Linked DNA regions of Mus musculus: region 2 is linked to region 1. A link is a loop called in an ENCODE intact Hi-C map of the cell type or tissue named here. Cell type or tissue: left cerebral cortex. All regions are shown on one strand.

The links. A loop is a pair of places that touch in the nucleus more often than their neighbours do. Peaks named below come from ENCODE experiments on the same cell type or tissue, not always from the same donor. Only the 100,000 strongest peaks of a DNase experiment are listed, where the experiment ranks them.
Region 2: it touches region 1 in a loop (1.9-fold over the local background); 1 of 42 quality-filtered maps calls a loop at or near these places.

What each region holds. Positions count from the first base shown.
Region 1 is chr5:66,966,935-66,969,434 of GRCm38, reverse strand. Limch1 (LIM and calponin homology domains 1) reads right to left here. Exons shown (of 26, transcript NM_001001980.3): 7 at 164-359. Among named protein-coding and RNA genes, the nearest start is that of Gm33040, 31 kb to the left of the region's middle. In left cerebral cortex, no CTCF peak of the experiment used is centred here; a DNase peak (open chromatin) is centred at 1,077; H3K4me3 peaks cover 977 bases; H3K27ac peaks cover 1,922 bases.
Region 2 is chr5:66,898,013-66,900,512 of GRCm38, reverse strand. The region is part of intron 3 of Limch1 (LIM and calponin homology domains 1); the gene reads right to left. Among named protein-coding and RNA genes, the nearest start is that of Gm52776, 5.1 kb to the right of the region's middle. In left cerebral cortex, no CTCF peak of the experiment used is centred here; a DNase peak (open chromatin) is centred at 1,262; H3K27ac peaks cover 1,256 bases.

The DNA.
Region 1 (2,500 bases):
GAGACTCCCCCCCTCCCACCCCTCCACCACTCACCAGTTTATAGAATTACCAGGCTCCAGCCAGGTGGATATGGAGTTTGCCTTTCCAAGGACCCAGCTCTCTAACCTTGACCCTGATAATGATTAATTCCAAGCTGTACGGCGTAGGAAGATCAAACCTTACCATCACTGCTTCCCCTGAGAACTACATCTGGCGAAGGTGTCTGCCTGGAGCGGGAGCCAAAAGAATCCAGGCTGTCAAAGGAGTCATCCCGTCCGTGGCGAGGAGGAGAGAGGGAGTCGCTGCGTTCAGAGTCCCAGCAGTCGATGTAGCCACTGTCTCGGATGCTGCGCTTCGGGCTATCAATGTCGTCAGTCTCCTGTCCCAAAATAAAACGAAAGAATTTCAGATATGACTGCAACATATATATCCTATCCGGCTTCCAGTGGTCTGCAAAGACACTTGCATGGAGGATCTGTGTGGAAAAGTCATAGCTCGAGAGACTAATGAGCACCAGCAGTGACTATTCAATTCCTCAAGTCTTGTCTGCTCCATCCTTTCAATTAGTATAGCATGCACAACTTAAAAAACAAAAGTCCCCAAGCAACTCACATCCCATAAAGTTGTTTTTTTTTTTTTTAAGTAGTTAAGTACAGAGAGTCACAAAGTTTGGATTCACAAGAATGCAATGATCATTGGCAACAAAGACAAAACCTTTGACCTGTCTTTCAGGATCCATAACCGCATGTCTGTGGGACAGACGAGTCCCTAGTTCAGTGCCACTGCCCCCGGGTTATGGTATCTGGCAAACACAGGCGGAATAAGAGCTGTAAAATCCTGGAGCCGCATGCTTCCACCTCCTGCTACCTTGGAGGGAAATTCCTGCTCTGAAAGCGAGCTGTCTTTCTGAGGCAAAAGTTAAAAAAAAAAAAAAAAGGCAACGAAAAATATGCAAAATGCGTTTTCCTGATGCCACAGAGGAATCCAGGCATGTTCTCTCTCCGCCAGCTCCTGGCGTTGGGGGAGCGGCAGGCACTTGTGGCTGACCCACATGTTCAGAGCAGGGAGAACAATGCCTGTCTTTGACAGGCTGTGATTATAAATTCTTTCCAGCACAAGCGGCACAGACTAAAACACTGAGACTCCAGCAGAAGAAAGGTCAGTCGAAGCCATCCTCACCCTCGTATTATAATAAAAGCCTTGTTCCTGCCAGTGCCTTCGCGTTCATTACAATAGTCCCAGGCTGACGAAAACAAAAATAACTCCAGTCACTCGAAGATAAACCTCCGCTTAATATTCCCCGAGACCGTCACTAGAAACCAAGACTGTGGATCACACTGGCAGGGGAGTATACGCAGGGACAAAGACTGGAATGTTGCCCTGTGGATTTCCCCCGAGATGCACATGGAGGTCCCCTCTGCATTCCCAATAGAAAGAAGAAAAACAAACAAACAACAAACAAACAAACAAAAAAAGTGATGTTCTCCATGTTTGCAGTTTGTGAAACTGATCTATTCCATCTGAGGTGCCCCTGGGAACCCACGTCCTTGCAGGAAGTATTTTTGGCTGGCTGCTTCTGGCAATTACAGAAGTGGCGGAGGGGCGGGGGGTGTAGCATCTTTTGATCCATCTCCCACCTCAGGGAACTGGGCATGGGGGCTGGAATGGTTGCAATTCACAAGGCACACTCAGGTTTCTCACCAGGAGGAAGGAGTAGGCAAGAGGACAGGGGCAGGGCTGGGAGGAAAACCCTGCAGCCCCCCCCCCCCAGTCGATTAATGCCCCCAAAGAATAGGTTGTCAAATGCTTGGGTGAGTCCACCAACATGATGCTCCAAAGCAGTGGTTCCCAACCTTTCTTGCTTCGACCCTTTAATACAGTTCCTCATGCTGAGGAGACCCCTCCCCAACCATAATATTATTTCATTGGTACTTTATAACAGTGATTTTGCTACTGCAATGAGTCATAATGTAAATGTCTGATATGCAGGATATCTGATATGTGACCCCTGTGAAAGGCTCATTTAGCCCCCAAAGGGGTCACGACCTCTACGTGGAGAATTGCTGTGCTAGGGGAAGACAGAAATGTCAGTTACAGAAATTAAGGTTGTTTACTTGCAGGTCAAAAGTTAACCAGATTCTGGAACAAAATCCAGAACTGAGAAGTTAAAAAAGAACACATGACTCACTGAAAAATATAGACCTGAATTAGACAGAAGCTCCAATTTAACTTCTTAGGCAATAGAAGTTATTATTGTCAAATTACTCATCAACCAAATGGCTAAAATACAAAGTTAACTTTTGTTGAACACTTAGTATATATCTGGGTACTGCTTTTGCATATCATGTTAACAATATCCCTATTTTATAGAAGAAGAAGAAGAAAAAAAAGAACCAGAGAATTATTTTAACTATAGCCACACAGTAAATGGTAACTACATATAAGTAAAACCTGAACTTATTCATCTCTGGGGTTGACAGGATGGCTCAAGATTGGATGCTGCCTGTATCCTCGAATGGT
Region 2 (2,500 bases), 69 kb after region 1:
TAGTACCTAGGTGCAGCAAGAGTGCAGTCAGTATTCGGGGAAGATCAAGGAATACACATACAATGTAGGAAGATTAGGAGGAATGCACATATATGTGTGCATACACACTCACACATATACACACTCACAAATAACACACACACAAAATCCCCTTTACTTGCTCATTCTCAAACTGTCCTTTCTCCTGGAGAAAGTTTATTAACATTTGTACTTTACATTCAGAGCTAAACTCTCAAAGGATTCCAAAATCATCTCAATAAACAATCCTCCTCCTCCTCCTCCTTCTCCTCTACCTTCTCCTCGTCCTCTCCTACCTCCTCTTGCTTCTCTCTCTCTCTTATTCTTCCTTCTCCTCTGTTTTTATCCTTCTCCTGCTTCTTTATGAAAGTCAAGAAGACAGTTATTGAGCCCATTTTATGGGCAAGTAAACATGGGCCTCAAATGACTAAGGAATCTGCCAGGATATGCGGCTAAGATATGTATTCTGAAAATTCAGGGTTTCAGATTCGGCCCGCTAGTTGTATAGAAGAATGCCAGCTACTAACAAAACACACCGTCACCTTCTGAAAGATAGATTTTATGAAAGGCTGGGGGTTATGAGGAATTGCATTCCGTTTGTTCAGCAAATATCTACTGAATATCTATGTACCAGGTGCTGAAAATGCTCAGGCTGGCATTGGACCTACATGGCTCTGTTCCCGCTGTTTCTCTAGTTACTATGTATCTTATCATCAAAAGGAGAAGCTGATGAATATGCTACTCAAGGCAACCTGGAAAGCAGGTTCTCTTTGATGTTCTTCCCAAGGAAACTTCCCTTTAGCTTTTCCTAGGACTCTCAAAGAACCATCCTGGGGACATGCAAGAGGCTAGAGAGATGGATGACTGGGGACCCGAAGGAACACAGGGAAGTGTATAGCATGAAGTCACAGGGTCTGTTTCTGTCCTAATGCATGTCTTTGCATGTCTTCCTTCCCCGACTAAAAGGGAGGGCTGAAAGAGCGGTGTGGATATCCATATCCCTTCTTTAGCTGGGTAAGCTGGAAGAGTAATGGCCATCCCTAACACTCAACAAACCATCAGAGAAAGCAGGTTGCTGAGAGCGGCTCACACCCATAGGCAGACTCTCTAGGTTCCAGGCAGCAACTTCAGGTAGCCCCACTCATGCAGTGCAGAACCAACAGTCCCTTCTTCCCCCTCTGCTGAATCAGCCAGGCTGGAAGGATCCAGTGAGGACGGTTATAGCCTCTGGAGATATTTGGTTTAACTTGGCACCACGAAGGAAATAACAGTAGTTCAGGGAGAGAATAAAAATGAGGAGTTGGCAGAATAAAGGTGATAAAAATAGATTTTTCCAACTCCTCGAAGATGAATCATTTTGTCACAGTGATTCGTGAAGCTGTTTCAGTTTGGTTTTCAATCCAGCCCCATAAATTTGATGAAGAGAAATTTCCTTCCCTCGATAGCCAGTGCCATGAAGTGTTCAGCGTTCAGACAGCTTTGACGGGGTTTTATTAGAAAACCTCTCAGGGTTACCCTCCAGTCCTTTCTATGCCTGCTATAAATACAGATTGTGACTGATGGTCAAGGACCAGTCAGGGATGCAGCCCTTGAATCCAGAGCCACTGCTTTTTCCTCCCTGGCCACTTTTCTCCTCAATTCTTTTTGTTGCCAGAAAATGAGATTTTTTTTTTACAACGCATAGCAAGGCAGCTGAGACAACAGAAGAGTGAGAGAGAGGTCTCAGGTGAGAGGTACCTCCTGTATGTGTAGACACATCCCTCATGGCACCAAATGGTGCAGTATTGGGGTCTACACATTGCCCCACATTGCCTCCTTCCTTCTCCCCTGGACATTGATCATAGATACTTTCCAATAACAGATTTACTCACCCCAGCATGTCCTCACACTCTGTACTGAGCTCCTGCAGACCCACACAGGGAGGTGGGGGGGTGTGCAGCTCCCCTCCTGTGAGCCCCTCACAGCAGTCCAGATGTTCCTACATTCTCTTGCCCAGCAAGATCCTCACTACCATGGAGCCCTGCTTGGAGCAGAGCAGGCAGGCTGCAATAGCTGGAATGCTGATGTGGAGGGGAATGAAGTGTGAGAGAGCTGATTGCCACACCTATTGGGAAAGGAGGTGGGGATTCCGATCCCTCCAAGGAAGAGGAGGCAACACCCCCAGGGATCCAGAAGCCCAAATACTATCCTAAAAAGAGAACATGGTGACAGCCTGTAGCACACAGTAGGCTTGCAATATTGTCAGCCATTCTGGAACTGGACTAAAATCAGTGTGACTGGCCATTAGGCTTCAGGTTCTAACTCTGAGACAAACCAGCTGCAGTGTCCCGGGCCAGTTATCACCTTCTGAGCCTCAGTTTCCCCATTTATAAAACGATAGTGTTGTTAAACAGGTAGAGGGCCCCTAATCCTGCAACCATGAAAATAAACACAAGCTTAAGAAATAAGAAGCACTGCTATGATTTACTGGAAACATACCATC